2 separate regions of the Mus musculus genome follow, and region 2 is linked to region 1. Evidence: chromatin loops called from intact Hi-C (ENCODE). Cell type or tissue: heart. All regions are shown on one strand. Each heading gives the region's core, and the rest is flanking DNA. Links, peaks and the distances in the headings are about the cores only. Region 1 holds the start of Arpc3 (actin related protein 2/3 complex, subunit 3). Region 2 holds the start of Pptc7 (PTC7 protein phosphatase homolog).

Evidence for each region. Peaks named below come from ENCODE experiments on the same cell type or tissue, not always from the same donor. Only the 100,000 strongest peaks of a DNase experiment are listed, where the experiment ranks them.
Region 2: it touches region 1 in a loop (1.9-fold over the local background); 1 of 42 quality-filtered maps calls a loop at or near these places.

Annotation. Positions count from the first base shown.
Region 1 is chr5:122,386,344-122,396,458 of GRCm38, forward strand. Arpc3 (actin related protein 2/3 complex, subunit 3) reads left to right here and starts at 5,535. Exons shown (of 7, transcript NM_019824.4): 1 at 5,535-5,654. The coding sequence starts at 5,649. Gm32853 (a long non-coding RNA gene) reads right to left here and starts at 6,968. Exons shown (of 4, transcript XR_387695.4): 1 at 6,196-6,968; 2 at 4,539-4,653. In heart, for the core only: CTCF peaks have their summits at 5,490 and 7,758 (motif pointing left); DNase peaks (open chromatin) are centred at 5,104, 5,578, 6,098, 7,768 and 1 weaker place; H3K4me3 peaks cover 1,611 bases; H3K27ac peaks cover 1,094 bases.
Region 2 is chr5:122,278,859-122,288,973 of GRCm38, forward strand. Pptc7 (PTC7 protein phosphatase homolog) reads left to right here and starts at 5,540. Exons shown (of 6, transcript NM_177242.4): 1 at 5,540-6,051. The coding sequence starts at 5,811. It overlaps 1700112N08Rik (a long non-coding RNA gene), which reads left to right. Exons shown (of 4, transcript XR_878753.1): 3 at 299-413; 4 at 837-861. In heart, for the core only: a CTCF peak has its summit at 1,804; DNase peaks (open chromatin) are centred at 2,033, 5,423 and 6,453; H3K4me3 peaks cover 3,178 bases; H3K27ac peaks cover 3,154 bases.

The DNA of each region.
Region 1 (10,115 bases), core at 734-8,733:
GTGCAATAACTTATCTTTCACCTTAGAAGGAATATCTCTGCATGCCCCACACCACTGGACTCCTAAGAATTTCACTGAGGTAGATGGTCCTTGAATTTTGGTTGGATTTATTTCCCATCCTCTGATACGCATATGTGTTACCAATGAGTCCAAAGTGGTTGCTACTTCCTGCTCACTTGGTCCAATCAGCATAATGTCATCAATATAGTGCACCAATGTGATATTTTGTGGAAGATCCAAACGATCAAGATCCCTTCTAACTAAATTATGACACAGGGCAGGAGAGTTAATATATCCTTGAGGCAAAACTGTGAAGGTATACTGTTGGCCTTGCCAACTGAAAGCAAATTGCTTCTGGTGGTCCTTATGGACAGGTACTGAGAAGAAGGCGTTTGCCAGATCAATAGCCGCATACCAGGTGCCAGGAGATGTGTTAATTTGCTCAAGTAACGAAACTACATCTGGTACAGCAGCTGCAATTGGAGTTACCACCTGATTTAGTTTTCGATAATCAACTGTCATTCTCCATGATCCATCTGTTTTCTGCACTGGCCAGATAGGAGAGTTAAACGGAGATGTGGTGGGAACCACCACCCCTGCATCTTTCAAGTCCTTGATAGTGGCAGTAATTTCTGCAATTCCTCCGGGAATACGATACTGTTTTTGATTCACTATTTTCTTTGGCAGAGGCAACTCTAAAGGCTTCCATTTGGCCTTTCCAACCATAATAGCCCTCACTTTACAGTTCAGGGAACCAATATGAGAATTCTGCCAATTTCTGAGTATATCTATCCCAATTATACATTCTGGAACTGGGGAAATCACCACAGGATGTGTCCGGGGACCTACTGGACCTACTGTGAGTCGGACATCAGTCAAAACTCCATTAATCACCTGCCCTCCATAAGCCCCTACTTTAACTGGAGGGCCACAATGTTTCTTGGGATCCCCTGGGATCAGTGTCAACTCAGAACCAGTATCCAGCAGACCCCGAAAAGTCTGATTATTTCCTTTTCCCCAGTGTACAGTTACCCTTGTAAAAGGCCGTAGGTCCCTCTGGGGAAGAACTGGAGAAAGGGTAACAGCAAAACCTTTGGGTGTCTTATCAAGATCCTTCCTCAGTGGAACCTGGCCACCCCTTCATTCAAGGGGTTCTGGATCTGCAAACTGTCTCAAGTCTGGAAATTGATTCACTGGCCGAGATTGCTGTTTACCACGATCTAATGTAGCCTTTCTTTCATTTGGCTGTTTACCACGATCTAATGTAGCCTTTCTTTCATTTGTTTGAGAATTCTTCTGCTTATACAGATCAAACAAATATGCAGTAGGCTTCCTATGTATTTCATTCCTGGAAACACCATGATTGGTTAGCCAGTACCAAAGGTCCAACCGAGTCATGCCATTATAAATTTCACCTCTCCTGTGCTGACCATTACTGGGTATGTTATTATAAACATTCTTTTGTCTACGCTGTCCATTATAATAACTAGAATCACCTTGTCTCTGGCGATTCAATGCTGCCACCTGGCCCTTGTTACCTCGGAATCCAACTAAACCCAGTGAATTTAATTCATCTAATTGAGCAGAAGCATCTCCAATGCTAAGATCTGGCACAAGGAAAAGGGAAAGAACAAAACCCTTCAAATGTGCTGGTGCCCCTCTCACCAATTTGCGTCTTATAGAGCTAGTGAAAGGCATATCTTCTGGACCTTCCCATTGTGGACAATTATGCTTTACACAATATATCCACTCTAGCATTGCAATTTCCCTAAGTCTTAAAATCCCTTCATCAACACTAAGCCACGGAATATCAGGCATCTCCAAGTCATTTCCAGTAGGCCATCTTTTGATAAACACCTCAGCCAACCATTCAAACAAACTTTTGACACCTTTTTTAACTATGCGAGCTTCCGTATTAAACCTAGAATCTCTACTCAGAGGACCCATGTCAATAAACTCAGCCTGCTCTAGTTTTATGTTCCTTCCACCCTTATCCCACACCCTTAAAATCCATTCCCACACATATTCACCAGGTTTCTGCTTGAATGAATTAGCAAACTCATTAAGCTCCTTAGTAGTGTAGCGAATTTCCTCATGGACTACACTTTCTACCTCCCCTCTAGGAGCCTGTTTTGCTTTGAGTCTGGTTACAGGTCTAGAAGAAACTATTGGTGGGCCGTGAGCAAACTCTGCAAAATTAATTTCCTCATGTGGGGAAGGCATTATTTCAAGAGGTGGGGCTGAGGGTACTACTTCCTCAGGTGGGGCAAACCCTTGAGAATCTGAGGATTCAAAATTCTCAGCTTCAACATGGTCTTCCCACACATCCCCATCCCATGTTGTAGGATCCCATTCTTTGCCAATTAGAGCCCTTACTTTAACTGTCGACACACTCTGAGGCTGAGACTTGAATTTTCGCTGTAGTTCAGCCAACCTTACAATGAGAGTTTCTGTTTGATTTTCTGCAACTTGAGCTCTATTGCTACAAGAGAGAAGATTCTCCTCAAGGACACACTTAGCAACTTTTAGATCGTTTACTTGTGTCTGGAGACTTTCGATTTTATCACACAACTCCTTCCTTTCATTCATCATTCTTTCCACAGATACTAAGAGCAGCCAGCCAGTAAAATCATTTTCCGATTTTTTCCCCATCTTGTAGAAAGCTTTGTGCACTGAATCACCTAATTCATTAAGAAAATCAAGGTCATTAGCTTCTTTAAGTTCGGAATATAGTTTCAACCATGGGTCTTCAAAATTCTCTGAGCTCCCAGGAGGGAGAGAATCTGGAGAGGTTTCAATATTTGAAAGTGCTGGTGGATCAACAAGCCAATTCCAGTATTTTAAAAGATTCATCCTTGTACTTCTGTTACTCTAGAACCACTCCTGGTACCAACTTCTGTATTAGTCAGGGTTCTCTAGAGTCACAGAACTTATGAATAGTCTCTAAATAGTAAAGGAATTTATTGATGACTTACAGTCGGCAGCCCAATTCCCAACAATTGTTCAGTCGCAGCTGTGAATGGAAGTCCAAGGATCTAGCAGTTACTCAGTCTCACGCAGCAAGCAGGCGAAGGAGCAGGAGCAAGAGCAAGAGCAAGAGCTCGAGCTAAACTCCCTTCTTCCAATGTCCTTATATTGTCTCCAGCAGAAGGTGTAGCCCAGATTAAAGGTGTGTTCCGCCACACCTTTAATCCCAGATGAAAGGTGTAGCCCAGATTAAAGGTGTATTCCTTAAACTCGGAGATTCAATCTTCTGGAATCCATAGCCACTGTGGCTCAAGATCTTCAAACCAAGATCCAGATAAGGATCTCCAAGCCTCCAGATAAGGGTCACTGGTGAGCCTTCCAATTCCGGATTGTAGTTCATTCCAAATATTGTCAAGTTGACAACCAGGAATAGCCACTACAATACCCTAAAGCAGAAGAAATAGTTTTTCTTTTTAACTTACATTGAATTACATTGAGCTTTTGAGAGTCCATTGGCAGCTGGTGTGGTGCAGGTCATGGGAACAGCCAGCCAGAAGGTCTTTCTCCAGCATCCCTCAAAGGCCAGGCTCTGGCAGAGTGAGGCTGGATCTTAGTAAGCCCAGCTAGACGTGACATTACAGAGTATTTTCCATAACTTCTTTCCTTGAATCCTTGCAACAGGGCCCAAGGCTCCCTGGATATTTGGTGACCAGTCTACCTGGTAACGCTAATTCAGCCCTCATAGCCCTCAGGTCAGAAGTTGTCATGTTGGCCTATAGGGCTGAGTTTGGTCCATTTTCAATAAAGCCAAGTGAGGCTCTCTGAATCCATAGTCGTTGGCATCTGGAGGCCAAGGCTGAGGGCAAGAGCCAAGTGTGGCTGGGCTGTGCACCAGGCCTGGTGTGGGAATGGGCTGAGCTGCCTGTGGCCTAGGAGTACGGGATGGCTGAAAATATCCTGGTCTCTGGTCTCTGGACTCCCATTAACAGGTTCCCAGGCATGGTGGCGCACACCTTTAATCCCAGCATTCAGGAGGCAGAGGCAGGCAAATTTATTGAGTTCGAGGCCAGCCTGGTCTACAGAGTGAGTTCCAGGACAGCCAGGGCTACACAGAGAAACCCTGTCTCCAAAACCCAAGAAAGAGAACATGTCTAATGTTAGTTCTAAATACTTTTCTTGTAGCTCATTTCAGCCTCCCTAAGCAATGAGGTAAATACTGAGGCCTCTATATTTAGGTGAGGAACAGAGGCACAGAGAGGTACATTAAGTTGCTCAGAATAACACAGCTAGTCATGTTGGAACTAGGATTCAACCCCAGGACCTGGCTCCTCAGCAGTCATACAAAGAACAGGGAGTATAAGCCAGACATTGTAGAGACCAGCCTGGGCTACATAGTTAATACCTTGTCCAAAAACAAAAAGTGGTTGGCTGGGTATGGTGGTTACATATCCCCTCAGTCTCAGTACTTGGGAGGCAAGGCAGGTGGATCTCAAGAGTTCAAGGCCAGCCTGGTCTACAAAGCAAGTTTCAGACTAGCCAGGGCTACCCAGAGAGGCAAAATACATACTTACATACATATATGATGGGTGTCAGTGGTGGGTTTGTAGTCATCCCCTCAGACATGTGGCATCACTCAGGCCCTTATAATATGCTTGGTTTTCATGACCACTTAGTCCTTGCCATGATCTGGGAAGACATACACCATACCTTGTTGAAAGAGTAGAAATGATATACACATTTAGTGGGTGACAGACAGGTCAAAGGGGTAGGCTCAGGACTTTTCTTTCCTTTACCCCTGTGGTGGTCCCTGACTGTCTTAACATGACAAGGAAGATAGACACCACCGTCGGCATCATAAAACTAAGCAAGAAAAATAAATAAAAATAACAGGAGTGATGGGCACATATCTGTAATTCCTGAACACAAGTGGGTGCAGATCAGTTCATATTCATTTATATGTATATGCCAGCCTGGACTTCATGCGACTCTTAGCAAAGAAAAAATTGAAAAATAAAAAATATTGGCCGCCAAGACGGCTCAGGGTGTAGGTGTTTCTGAAGACTGTGTTGGTTCCGAGAGTATCACGGTGGAAAGTGAGAACTGATGTCCCCCACCTTGCATTGTGGTAAAAGTACAAAACTAAGCCAGGTGTGGTGGCGCACGCCTTTAATCCCGGCACTCGGGAGGCAGAGGCAGGCGGATTTCTGAGTTAGAGGCCAGCCTGGTCTACAGAGTGAGTTCCAGGACAGCCAGGGCTACACAGAGAAACCCTGTCTCGAAAAACCAAAAAAAAAAAAAAAAAAGTAAAAAACTAGACATAGCAGAAGGGTAAATCAGGCGACTGAGTGGTACTGGATTTGAAGCTGAAGCCGGGAAATGAGAAAAAAAACCCAAAAAACAAAACCGGGAGCTGATTATTAACCACTTGCGAGGGAGTCTTCAATTTCAAAATCCAGCCTTTTATTCTGAACGTGCTTTATGCATGCGCCACGGTCATCGCCTCACGCTGACGCGCCCCCTGGCGTCACTTGCGGTCAGCGCAGCCGGAGCAAGTCACCGGAAGTGCGTTTATTCCTTCCGCCCGCCTCTTCCGGCTTACTTCCGCCCACTCCACCCAGGCTCGGTCGTCGGAAACGCTTTCTGAGTTCGGCTTCTCTGGATCGAATCCGGACACCGTCAAGATGCCGGTAAGCATTCGAGCCCCAGGGGCGGGGAGCCGAGCGGGGCGAGGGTCCGAGGGGTGGCAGGAGATCTGTGTCATAAGGCCGGGGAGAGAGGAAGCGTCCGCCCTGATCTCCAGCCTTTGCCTCCAACACCGGCTCGCCTGCCCCGCCGCTTCCCCCCTAACCCTGCCGTGTTCCCAGATCCCACCCTAGAGCCTCGAACCTAAGAACGATGGCTGGCTTTTAATTTATTTTTAAGTCTAAGGTCCAGCTTCTCCTTTTTTTTTTTTTTTTTTTTAAATTTCCCCCTTGTCATTTCCACTTCCTCCTCCACCCCAGGGAGTGGGATCGGCCTGCTACCTAGTCACCTGTCAGACCTCACTTCCCTGATGGACCCCTTCCTCCGTCTCCCTGCTCTGACTCCCACCCGACTCCCTGACCACCACCGAGCCAGCGCTGGTTTCCTTTTTCGTGTGCATCCGAGTGGGAGGAAATTGATGCCGATTGCAGCTTAGCGAAGGGACGCTTGAATAGCGTGCACCCACACTGAACCAGTGTTACTGACCTCTCGCTGTGAAGCCAGCATTGTTGACAGCAGCGACTAAGGGCCACTCAAGGAGCTCACAGTTTAACGGGTAGACAGTAACCATGCAAATGCACATAGGAAGTAGTTTCCTATCTTAACAACTGCTGTGACGAAAACAGATAGATGGCAGTTAGCCTACCCCTATCGCTCAGTTATCGCTCATCCCAATACCGAGGCAGGAGGATGGCAAAGTTCAGGCCAATGTGGACTATGTAGTGAGTTCTAGGCCATCCTGGGCTACAGAACTGCAAAGCCTGTCTCCCAAGAAATGGGGGAAGAAAAAAAAAAAAAAAGAGGCTTGCATGCAGGAGGTGGGGTCACAAGGTACAGCAGCTCATGCCTGTGACCCCAGCTCTGGGGAGGCAAAGGACAGGCAGATCTTCTGGCTTATTGGCCAGCCAGCCCAGCCAAAAATAAGCAAGTTCTGGGTTCAATGAAAGACGATGTCACAGGAAATAAATATATATATAGAGAGAGATAGTAGGGGCTGAGGAGGTGTCTCAGTGGTACAAATGAGAGGACCTGAGTCTGGATGCTTAGCACCCAAGTAAAACAGAAGGGGCGGGGGGAGGGCATGCAAAGCGTGTCTGCAGTTTCGGAGCTGGGGATGTGTAGAGTTCCCTGAGGCTCCTTGTCTCAAAAATAAAGTGGAAAGCAGTTAAGAAACAGACCTATGGCCTCCACCTGTGGATATGAGCATACATACCTACATGCACACATATGCACACACGTGAACATGAACACTACACACACACACACACACACACACACACACATGTACACATGCATGGTCATGTGCAAAATAAAACTAAAAACAAAAACCAGTACCTGGTGACAGGGATTGGGAGAACAGGGGACCCGGGGATGTGGGCAAGAGGCTGGCATAAATAAGGCTTATTTATAATGAGTAGGAGAGCAAGCCTAACTTTGAACAGTGTGCATGTGTTTGAGTAGCAGTGGGGAATTGACCCCAGGGCCTCATGGCATGCTACATAGATGCTCTACCACTGAGCAGTATTCCCCCATCTTTTTTACTTTTGAAAAGGGGTCTTATAAAATTGCCCAGACTGGCCTTGTAGTTGTGATCCTCCTGCCTCAGCCTCCTAGGTAGCCAGGATGACAAGCCCGTCCGGCATCACCGTGTTTGGCTTTGGAAGATTCATGATTCCTATAGTTAGTATATGTGAAGACCCAGAGTTACTGTCCAAATGAGCCCCCGCATCTCCGGATGACACTGTCTTCCAGAGGTCTTGAGTTCAGTTACTAGCACCCACAGGGCAATTTACTACCTATAATCGGATCTGATGCCCTCTTCTAGTATGTAGGCATACAGTTTTCTAAAAATGATGTGGCATGAAAGTTTTTAGTAGGTGGGGCAGATTTATAGAATATTGGCTTTTGAAGGGTTGTTTACCATTAATGGAGGGAAATTCCCAGCATTCTCAAACTACCCTTTAAGAGCACTGGAGTTTTGTCCCCAGCATCCACATCCAGCAGGTGCCAGCTGCCTATAAGTCCAGCTCCAGGGACCCCAGCACCATCTGCTGGACTCTGTGGGTACTGCATACACACAGAAATACCCGTCCACAGATATAGTGCACACACATAATATATTTTTTGTTTTGTTTTGTTTTTGTTTTTTTGAGACAGGGTTTCTCTGTGTAGCCCTGGCTGTCCAGGAACTCACTCTGTAGACCAGGCTGGCCTCGAACTCAGAAATCCACCTGCCTCTGCCTCCGAGTGCTGGGATTAAAGGCATGCGCCACCACGCCCGGCTATAAGATATTTTTTAATCTTTAAAAAAAAAATCACGCTGAGCAGTTGGTAGCATGCACATTTAATCTCAGCACTTGGGAGGCAGAGGCAGGCAGATTTCTGAGTTCGAAATCATAGGACCAGCATTTGAGATTGTTCATCCACACAGTTCCCTCTCCTTTAGCTCATACGCACTCACCAAAGGTGTGGTGTATCTTGCTCATTTATAAGTTTAGAAGCAGACTGGTGGGAACTGGAGTAGAGTTGAGTTGGTAGAGCATTCGCCTGTCATGTCTGAAGCACTAGGTTTACTCGCCAGTACTGTGGTTATCTAGATCCATCATCCCAGCAATGGGAGACAGAGGCAGGAGCGTAAGAAGTTCAAAGTCATCGTCCCCTGTGAAGTAAGTGAGAGGCCAGCCTGGGCTAACCTGCATAGTAAGTGAGAGGCCAGCCTGGGCTAACCTGCATAGTAAGTGAGAGGCCAGCCTGGGCTACCTGCATAGTAAGTGAGAGGCCAGCCTGGGCTACCTGCATAGTAAGTGAGAGGCCAGCCTGGGCTACCTGTTGTGGTTGAAGGGGGTGGGGGTGGGGAAACAGGTTCCAGGAAGAATCGACCTGTGGTCATAAGGACAGGAAGTGGCAGATTTCAAAGCCAGGCCTTGGGTCCTGGTTTGCTGGAGGGTGGGAAACCTGTTTTGTGTGGTCTCTGTAGTAGAGTGTTTCAGCTTGCATCATGTCACGGAGTGCAGAACTGGAGGAAGCGCATCCTTCCATAATGCACGTCTAGCCTAAGGATGCAATCCCAGGAGGCACAGGCAGGCGGATCTTTGTAAGCTTGAGGTCAGCTTGGTCTACCTAGGGAGTCCCAGGTCAGCCAGGGCTGCTTGGAGTAGTGAGAGCCTGTCTCAAAAAGCTGACGTTGGGGGCATTCAGTCAGTGAAACACTTGCCACTCAAGCACGAGCACTTGAGTTCTGTCCCAGACTTCACGAAAGTGGCCAGATGTGGTGGCATCTGTCTATAAGCCTAGTGCTGGAGAGGCAAAGACAGGAGGATCTGTGGGGCTTGCTGGCGGCCTGTCTGTCCAGGTGGTGAGCTTCAGGTTCAATGACAGCCCCTGTCCTGAATATAAAGGTGGAGAAGCAACTGAGGAGGTCACCTGATGATGACCTCTGACATGTGCACACATGAGCACCCAGATTCATGAACACACACTCACACACACTCTCACACACGATACTAATAGGAAAAAAAAAGAACCTGGTCTCAAAAAAAAGCTCTGTGTGTGTGTGTGTGTGTGTGTGAGTGAGAGAGAGAGAGAGAGAGAGAGAGAGAGAGAGAGAGAGAGAGAGAATGAGAATATGAAGATCTAAAGAACATGGGCAGGGCCTGACGGGACAGGAGAGATGGCTCAGCAGTTAAGAGCGCTAGCTGCTCTGTCTTAGTCAGGGTTTCTATTCCTGCACAAACATCATGACCAAGAAACAGTTGGGGAGGAAAAGGTTTATTCAGCTTACTCTTCCACATTGCTGTTCATCACCAAAGAAAGTCAGGACTGGAATTCAAACAGGTCAGGAAGCAGGAGCTGATGCAGAAGCCATGGAGAGATGTTCTTTACAGGCTTGCTTCCCCTGGCTTACTCAGCCTGCTCTCTTATAAAACCAAGACTACCAGCCCAGAGATGGTCCCATCCACAAGGGGCCTTTCCCCCTTGATCACTAATTGAGAAAATGCCCCACAGCTGGATCTCATGGAGGCATTTCCCCAACTGAAGCTCCTTTCTCTGTGATAACACCAGTTGTGTCAAGTTGACACAAAACTAGCCAGTACACTGCTCTTTCAGGAAGTCCAGGTTCAACTCCCAGCACCCTGTTCCAAGGGATCCCACACCCTCACACAAACATGCATGCAGGCAAAACACCAATTACACAAAATACAAATAAATTATTTTTTAGAAAAGAATATAAATAATAAAGACAGGCATAGTGGTACTGAATAGTGAGACCCTGTCTTGACAAAACAAAACAAGAAGGAGAACATTAATAAAATGAAGTAAAATTAGTAGAAGACAGTGGTAAAGTGTAATTTTTTTATTTTTTGGTTTTTCGAGACAGGGTTCCTCTGTGTAGCACTGGCTGTCCT
Region 2 (10,115 bases), core at 1,031-9,030, 110 kb before region 1:
TTTTTTTTTAAGATTTATTCTAAGTCGGGCGTGGTGGCGCACGCCTTTAATCCCAGCACTTGGGAGGCAGAGGCAGGTGGGTATTTGAGTTCCAGGCCAGCCTGGTCTACAGAGTGAGTTCCAGGACAGCCAGGACTACACAGAGAAACTCTGTCTCGAAAAACCAAAAAAAAAAAAAGATTTATTGTTTATTACTTATCTATCGTATGCTTGAATGGGAGTGTGTGCCCTGGAGCACGTGTAAAGTTGGAAGACTGCCTTCAGGAACGGATTCCCTCCCTCCACCATTTGGTTCCAGGGGATTGAGACAGATGGTCTGGCCTAGCTGTAAGAACCTTTGCCCACTGAGCCATCCTGAGAGCCCTGGCTTCTTTCTCTACAAGGGTTTCTGAAGCTCATCCTCACTGTCGTATGTACGTATATACGTGTGTATGTATGTATATGTGTATGTATAAATGTATTTATATATATATGTATATGTGTGTGTGTATAAATGTGTGTATGTATATTGTGTATGTATGTATGTATATATGTGTATGTATATATGTGTGTATATGTATGTATATATGTATGTGTGTATGTATATATGCGCGTATGTATGTGTGTGTATGTATGTATACATGTATGTATATATATATGTGTGTATGTATGTGTGTGTGTGTGTGTATGTATGTATGAATTCCTTTTCATGACCATGGGATACATCTTGTCTCTGTCACTCCTCCCCCTTTTAAATCCTGTGCTTAATTTTAAGCCACACTAGACTATCTTCTCAGGTACTCTGCCTTCCTTTGAGGATAACAATTCCCCCTCCTCTTGATTTCTTCTTCTTTCAGAAGGGTCGTAAGCAGCCCATGCTGGCCTGGAACTCATTACGTCGCAGAGGATGGCCTTAAACTCCTGATGCTCTGGGTTCTACCTCTTGAGTGTGGAGAGTATAATCAATCCTACTTGATTTATGTGGTGCTCAGAATCGAACCCGGGGCTTTGTGTGCAGTAGGTAAGCGCCTTATCTGCTGAGCCCCAGCCCTAGCCCCTAGAGTGCCACCTCTTCACCTCTTCACGGGACCTGGCGTTCCCCGCCCTTTGGGCGCACTATCACTTCCTTTACTTGACTGAACAGCAGTTGTTTTTTCTCCACTCCTTGGTGTTAACCTCTTCCCATTCCATTCTAGACCTTTTTTTTTTTTTTTTTTAATCTAATGAATGCTTGACAATTACTTGTTCGCTTGCCTGGTGTTGCCATAACTTGCTAGTTCTAATCCAAGAGCGATTGTACCCTCCCGAGGGTATCTGGAAACAGCTCAGACATTTCCATTTATCCCTCTGGGAGTGGCAGGGTGCTACCAGCATCTATCGGGTAGAGGCCAGGGATGTTGCCAAGTCACCTATGGTGCTGAGAACAGGCTGTCAAAGACACACCCTGTCCAAATGTCAATAGTATCAGTGTTGGGAAATCCTACCACGAATTAACAACTAGTGCTCCTTTTCCTTAGGCTAGCAAAATAGAAATCAGAGGAGATCTTTGGCCTGGCCTGGCAGGAAGTTCCCTTTAGAAAATATGTGTCTTTTCTTTCTCTTCTATTAGTAACGGAGGCTTGGCAATCTCTGGGCAAAGCTCTTTCCTGATGCCACAGAGGTGCTCCAAGAGCCTGGATGGTATTTTCACCACTTCTTGGCCTCTGAGAGCAGCAACTGACCTCCCAGGAATCCTTGAAGTGCTAGGAATGTAACTCCACTAAGGAGGAAAACTCAGGGTTTCTCAAGTCCAGTGAAATGTCAGATATGAATTGTCCCCCTAGGGGAGAGCAGCGCGAGGTGTTTTGCAAAGTCCTTTCCCCTGGCTTTTCTGATGAAACTTCAGAGCTGGCGTTAGAACCAATAATTCCAGGGAACCTACCCCCGCCTCCCCTGCACATGCAAGAAAAGAACACAGGAACTTTGAGAAAGGACGGTTTGCCACATGCCTCAGAAAGCAACCCGTCGGCAGAAATCTCGGCGGCTGGAAACTCAAGGCACGTGACACCCAAAGTCGCCACCGCAGACTTAACTGGGGACACAGGTTATGGCAAAGGCCAGGCAAGCGAGCCACCTGTCTTCCCGCTGGCCCAATCCAACCGGTTTTCATGACCGACATGGAAATTGGGTAATTATACCTGCCTTGAAAAATAAGTTTGATTGGTCTGCGGGAGCCGGACAAGGCAAGGAACGGGTTGGCATACCGTCTTAAAGAAAAAAAACTTGTCCTTGGGGTAGGATTACCTGACAGGCTGGCTGGGACTGGCTAGTGGCGTGTGTGTGGTTTAAAGAGCAACCTTTAGCGCAGTTGGCAGAGACGGAAATGCCAAGCAACAGAGGATAGAGGATTCCAGAGAGACACTGCCCCCTCTTTTGGACATGTGCCAGTTATTGTATTGTAACACACACACACACACACACACACACACACACACACACACAAAGCAAGATGTGAATGCTTCCCTTTTTATCTCCAAAGTGAACTTCTGTTTTGTATATCCAGCCACTCATCATAGGAAGTGATTTATCAGGCTTAGTTCTGATGCGAACCTTTGAGTTACAGAAGAGCTTGGGCTTGGCATGCAGAAGTGAACTGCAGAAGTGTTTAAGAACAAGAGTAATTAGGCGACATAGTAATGGGTGTTTAGTTGGCAGGACTTTAGGTATATTAAAAAAAAAAACCAACAACACTGCATCTTAAAAAAGGACCATTAAATGACTGCAGTGACTGGAATGCTGTTCAGAGTGGATCTAGAAAAAGGCAAACATTCCTGGATGAGTTTTTTTTTTTATGTTACAATTTTAAATTATGGCGTGAGAGAGAACTCCATAGGTTCAGGCATTTACTGTGCAGCCCTGGAAACACGAGTTTGATTCCTAGAACCCGTGGAAGGTGGAAGGGAAGAGCTGGTCTCCTGATCGCTGTCCTTTGACCTCAGTCTTGCATACATATGGTATGTGTCCCCCAACCTCCACACCCTGGATATGCAAGTGCCTATGTACACACACACACACACACACACACACACACACACACACACACACAGGCACACACATACACTTATACACAATATTAAGTTAAACTACAAATTATTTCACATTGGATTACTAAAGGCCAATTCTATTGTTTGTGAATTCCACCTTTCCAAACATTTCCTTCCATTCTGATAGTATGTATGGTCTAGCCCACTGTTCTTTCTTTTACCAAACAGATCAGACATTTACAAACTTCTCTCCCATGTGCCAGATATTAGATTAAACCCTGATGATATGATGCCTATTTGCCTCCACCCCTGAGTAACCCGGTCTGTAGTGAAATCCCATGGTCTGGGAGCACAACAGAGAACACAGATATCTAAGATCCCCTTAGATATGGAATTACATCCTCACTGGTAGAAGAAAGAATAAAGGAAAGGTTTTGGGGCAGCTGTGTGCTTGGCAGGAGGCCAGTCAGCAAGGAAACACCAAATAGCTAGAAAAGGTATTTTGGACCTAGATCATTTATACACCACCCACACTGGCTAGGAATGAAACCTCAATGTGTATATGTTTATGACACATACCAACACTGTAAATGAGATAAACTGGGCATGCTAGTGTGTGCTTATAAGGCTGGGCAATTGACCTGTAGAGGAAGGAGAAACAGGACTGAGTTCAAGTCAGCCTTAGGCAAACAGAAAGTTCAAGGTCAGCCTAAGTTATAGGAGATCCTGTCTTTACAACAAAATACTAGAGACTGGAGGGATAGCTCAGCAGTCAAGAGCACTGACTGCTCTTCTAGAGGACCTGGGTTGGATTCCCATCACCTATATGGCTGCTCACAACTGTCTGTAACTCCAGTTTTAAGAGATCGAATGCTCTCTTCTGAGGCCCCAGGGGCACTGCACACACATGACATAGGACACACATGTAGAAAAAACACATAAAATAAGAATAACTCACTCTGTAGACCAGACTGGCCTCGAACTCAGAAATCCACCTGCCTCTGCTTCCCAAGTGCTGGGATTAAAGGCGTGCGCCACCACTGCTCAGCTTAAAAAGTTCTCTTAAGAACAGTAATGACGGGCTGGAGAGATGGCTCAGTGGTTAAGAGCACCGACTGCTCTTCCGAAGATCCTGAGTTCAAATCCCAGCAACCACATGGTAGCTCACAACCATCCATAATGAGATCTGACGCCCTCTTCTGGTGTGTCTGAAGACAGTTACAGTGTACTTAGATATAATAATAAATAAATCTTAAAAAAAAAAAAAAAGAACAGTAATGACGATGATGATGATAAAGAGTCTTTGCTGTTACTCAACTGAAATAATTTCTTAGGGAAATAACTTACAATTGTTAATATTTGGGGAAGGCTGTTTGATCTTTGTTCAAATAGGCCAAGAGTTTTAGAAAAAATAAAATAGAAAGTGCCCCCTCTCTTCTTTATCTCCCTCTCTCTTCTTTCTTTCTTTCTCTCTCTTTCTCTCTCTCTTTCTTTCTTTCTTTCTTTCTTTCTTTCTTTCTTTCTTTCTTTCTTTCTTTCTTTCTTTCTTTTTTGAGACAGGGTGTCTATGTAACCTTAACTGACCTGTAACTCACTATGTAGATCAGGCTGGCCTCATGTTCACAGATCTGCCTACCTCTGCCTCCTAACTGCCAGGGATTAGAGCTATAGGCCATCATGCCTGACCCCTTCTTTCTGCCAAGGGATGACCCTCTTGAAAAGAGAAGGCAGCTGTGGCTGGAGAAAGAGGCCTCATCTTGGCAGTTCTCTCAGCCCTCCACAGTTTCTGAAGGCCTCCAAATCAGAGGCAGGAAAAAGACCTGCTTGGCCAGGTTGACTGTCAAACTTAGGATCTAGGGTACTAGATCTGGGGCTTTCAAGACACAGGAATAATGGAAATGTTAGGATTGCCGTTTCTCACCCAGTATACTAGATGGTGTAGAATCCCAATCTTGGTTTCTTACAGTTATGTAAAGGAATATATATAGAGAGAGGGTGTGTGTATGTGGTGTGTATGGAAGAAACTGTTAAACAAGATATAGTGGCACATAATTTGTAATCCTTGAACTTGAGAAGCTGTAGGCAAGATCAGAAGGAATCCAAGGCCAACCTTGGTGACAGAGCGAGTCTGAGGTCAGCCTGTGCTTGATGAAACTCTATCTCAAAAAAATCAGAAGAGGGAAAAAAAAAGGTGGTGAGAGAGAAAAAAAATCAAAACAGGACACCCATTCTAATTCCCCCCCAAAAAAAACCCCCAACAACCCAGTCTACCGGTCATTCTCAATAATTTACAGTCCTCTGGTAAATCTAACTCCTGGATCACAGGTAGCCAAGACCAAAGCGACTATAACTCTTAACTACGACTTCCAGGAGACACTGCGCCCACACCCTTTGCGCACGCTCGATTCCGGTGACTACATAGGGCTGCGAGTCCGAGGGGGCGGGGCTTGGACCTGAGCCGCGGAGAGGGGGCGGGGCCGGGGCGGGGTCGGAGAGGGGGCGGCGCTGCCGGCGCGGCCCGGAACACGCTAGTGGAGCGGAAGATGGCGGCGGCGGCGGCGGCTGCAGCCGGGACCCCAGTGTGGTTGAGGCGGAGGAGCCGCCGGCTCTGACCTCGCTCTGGCTCCAGTGCGTGCGGTAGAGCGTGTGCGAGGCCCCGTGCGGCGGGCAGGGGCGGCAGTGGCCAGTGCGCGCCGCCCTGAGGAACGCCCCGGCGGCGCGGCTGCGGCGGAGGAGAGAGCCGGCTCCGGGCCTCGGCGTCCTCCGGCGCCCCGGGCCCCGCGCCTCCTCGGGGGGGCGGCGGCGGCGATGTTCTCGGTCTTGTCGTATGGACGCCTGGTGGCCCGTGCCGTGCTCGGCGGCCTGTCGCAGACCGACCCCAGGGCGGGCGGCGGCGGCGGCGGCGGTGGTGGCAGCAGCGGCGACTACGGGTTGGTGACGGCGGGCTGCGGCTTCGGCAAGGACTTCCGTAAGGGCCTGCTCAAGAAGGGCGCGTGCTACGGGGACGACGCGTGTTTCGTGGCCCGCCACCGCTCGGCCGACGTCCTGGGTGAGTCCCCCGGCCCCAAGTCGGCCTCCTGGGGACTCCGGAGTGCGAGTCTTCCCTGCTTCCTCCGCTGAGCGCAGCGCAGCGCCTTGCCGAGCGCCCCGAGATGCGTTTTCTGCCTCACGATCCCTCCCTCCCCATCCCCACACTTTAGAAATGGGGAAACTGAGGGACAGAGCGGTGGAGCCACGTGCCCAAGGTCACCGCCTTGGGAATGTGTCCAGTCCGTCCCGGTGCAGAACCGCGCACTCTTCTTAGTCACAGCCCCCACGCGACCTCGTCCTCCTCGTTCGGCGACACCTGCAGGCTGCTAACCTCGCTTTGCCTCACTCCCTCCTCCCTCTTGGCGCCCCGGGAATCCCTGCTTCTTGGCGAGCTCCTGACGCCACGGCCCGGTCCCAGCTGCGGGATCCGGGAGCAGACCCGAAGACAGACGGCGGGGAGCCCACAGCCCCCCGTCGTGGGTTCTTCCCGCTGCCTGGACCGTCCTCGGATTGCCATCCTTTTCGGGAAGGGCCGTGGGGTTGTGGGTGGACTGCTGGCCTGGTTAGAAATTCTAGCAGTGCTTTCTCCCTAACCCAGCTTGTCTACTTGAGGTCACTTGGGGGTGGCAGAAAGGTCTCCTTGACCCAAAATAGAATGGCTGGACCTGCTTGTAGGCTGCAGCCAAAAAGGCTGTGAGACTCGGTCACAGCTTTTTAGGCCACAGGTGCTTCCTAAGATCTATCCCAGTTACTAGAGGAGAGAGAGAGAGAGAGAGGAGAGAGAGAGAAAGAGAGAGAGAGAGAGAGAGAGAGAGAGAGAGCTGTCCAAAGGCCTAAACAAATGCACAAGCTGTCAGAAACTTTACCTAGGGTATGCCCTTGGAGAGTTCCCTGTATGCCACTAAAGGTCTTTCAGTTCGGGAAGCTCTTCTTTTGATATTGAAGGACAGACTGTCATTGGCGCCTAGGTTCAAATGTCACGTTGGTTTCACTTCTCCAGTGACATTGAGTTTATGGTTACTTAAAAGCTTCATAGGCTTAGACAAAATATGGCATCGGAGCAAATAATAGTTTTTGTGACAGTAATTGTTTGCCGTTTTTTTTTTCTCCTTCTTTCTTTTTCGTGTGAACAGTGTCTTTGTAGCTCGTTTGCTGTTTAGTGCAGGCTGACCTTCAGCTCTTGCTGAAGATACAGGTGTGTGCCCAGCTCCCAGCTCTTGACATTTTCAAATCAGATAACCTTGTGAGTTTTGGTTTTGTCACATGGAGTGTTTGTAAGCATGATACCGGGGTTGGTTCTCATTTTAATTGATGAATAACCTCTTCATCTGTGTTGAGAAAAATCTTGTAGTATTTAGACCGCACTATTGGTACCAACCTTTCAGAGAGCCTCCCTAGGTTTGGAAGTATACAGATTCGCCGTGAAGTCTATTGAGAGGCTGCCGTTTGCGGCTTCTGCAAGTCACCTAGGCAGCCAGCAGCCCTTCGCTTGGGGAACTTAGGGTCTGTGCTGCCTTTGAAGTCACAGTGAGCCGTGGGTAGTATAGGCTGCTAACTTGCCACCCATGCATGAGGCCCTTGTTCAAGACCCAACACCACCAAAAAGATGTCAGGAGCTGCAGTCATACGGACAGGTTAAGCGATGATGAGCCAGGAAAGGTCGTTTTATAAAGCTGACTACAAGCTAGTTTTTTGGGCTTGATTTTATTTTTGTGAGAAATCTGTGGTTTGATTGATTGGCAGTAATAGTACTTTCTAGACCTGGGTCTGAGCATATCACATTGACAAATACCTGGAGTGAACCACTCTTAGGGTTTGTTTGTTTGTTTTTCGAGACAGGGTTTCTCTGTGTAGCCCTGGCTGTCCTGGAACTCACTTTGTAGATCAGGCTGGCCTCGAACTCAGAAATTCACCTGCCTCTGCCTCCCAAGTGCTGGGATTAAAGGCATGTGCCACCACTGCCCAGCTTACAAATTATTCTTTATCATAGCTATATATGTATTTGAAAAAGTACTTAGAGGGTTCAGTACTCTCTGAGGCTCAGGCATCCACTAGGGGCCTTGAATGTATCCCTCAAGAAGAAAGGGGACTACTGTATCTGAATGTATTAAGTCTCTGCTGAATTTGAACACGCTGCTATCTTGGCATTGTGGCATATTTACAAGGGTACGGGAGATACTGGTCAGACCCTTTCTAAAAAAGCACAGATTTCATCTCCTGCTCTGGCATTCTGGCAGAAACCATGCCTACTTTGAGGTTAAGCTTTGCAACTAAGTAGCTCTGTAATTTGTGGTCTTGGGTGGACTTTCTGAGTCTGCGGTCCTTATCTGGAAAAGATGAAAGGAGTAGGCTGTCAGACTTAATGTGGAGGCTCTGGCTAGACAGTCAGGTTCAGGTTTTCCTGTAGTCCCTCAAACAGCATGGCTATGAATCGCCTGCCACAGGCACCTTGGTAGAGCTCTTCGTTTTTGTATCTAGCATTGGGCACTCAGTTGTTAAGTTACCTTGGCTCACTGGCTGAAGGATCCTTGGCTGTGCAAGGGACCTCTTTGGAGAAGAGAGCACAGAGGCAGGCTGGAGACAGTCCACCATGTGCCACTGAAGGCAGGTGCTTGAGTGTCTGATGGAGATACACACACACACACACACACACACACACACACTGCTGCTTATGTGTCCAAGAAGAAGCTAGTCAGATTTGACAAAGATCTTGCAGACACACACCTGCAAATGGGGGAGTGGGCATGAGAACAGTGAGGAACAGGTTCTCCAGGACTGTCCTGTTGTGGAGGTGCCCTTCTGGAAAGCCATCCTGGGAGTCACCTGAAACAACTTTCTAAGTTGGCCTCATTTGGTCTTTGGCAGCCATGAGGCAGTTCACCAGGTGGTGCCTCTGACTCTATTGACACCATCCTATCACAGGCTGAACTGATACGAGTTGTAAGCTGAATCACATTACGGTAAAGCTGTGTGAGTTCAAGGCTAGCTTGGTCTACATAAAGAGGCCTTGTCTTGTCTCTGAGTTGAGACTCTCTCTTGCTAAGTATCTCTGCAGTTTGGTCACTCACTGTGGGCTTCTCCTCAGCTGTTAGGAATGAAAGCTAGAGTAGGAGAAATAAATTATTATTTTAATTTTTTTAAAAATTGAAATTGACAGGTCATAGTGGCACATGTCTTTAATTCCATCACTTGGGAGGCAGAGGCAGGCAGATCTCTGAGTTGAAGGCCAGCCTGGTCTACCAGGACAGCCAGAGCTACACAGAGAAACTGTCCATAGATGTATGTATGTATGTGTGTATGTATGATAACATTGGGACTGAATTGTCCTGTTAGTCATGATAAAGAACACTTGATGACTCACACTGTTATTGTCCCCACTGGATTTCTTTTAGGAAAAATTGGCTGTGGAGGGTGTGGTGAGTCCCAGCACCACTCCCATCCCGTGTGGAAAATTGGCAGGGGCTCCTTCTCTCCATTGGGCCAGCAGGAGTAAGCCCATGCGGCACGAGCTGTTTTCCTTCCCTTTACTTAGCCCTGAGCTTTGTCACTTTGCATGCTGTGCCTTCCTAGGTACACAGAGCCATGAGAGCCACCTGATGTCCCCATCACAACAGCAGCATCAAAAGGTTGCTGAGAACTGCAGACTTCACAACCTTGAGGCCCATTTCCTCCATGTTTTGGTGATGAGTAGAGAGACCTTCAGATGCTTGGGTAACTTCAAAGCACTGCTAGTTATTGGCAGACAGGGCTTTCTCTGTCATACTTGAAGGGATGAAGGGAGGGAAAGAGTCAGAGTGAGAGTGAGAGAGCATATGAATGTGTTTATAATCGCTTTATTCTCTCTGACTCATAACTGGAAAGCAACAAAAACTCCCCTGCATGCTAAACACAGCTTACAGAAAACCATTTATTTGAAAATGGAAGGCATGGTTTGTGCAGTATAAATTCTGGCCTCTAAAGACTGAGCAGTGAAGCTGCTCTTAAAAAGCCAAGGGTTGTTTGTTTAAGCTTGGCTTAACTTGGAACCTAAACATGAAAATAAAACAGTTTTCTACGCCAGCCTTTGGTTTTGAGTTTTTACTG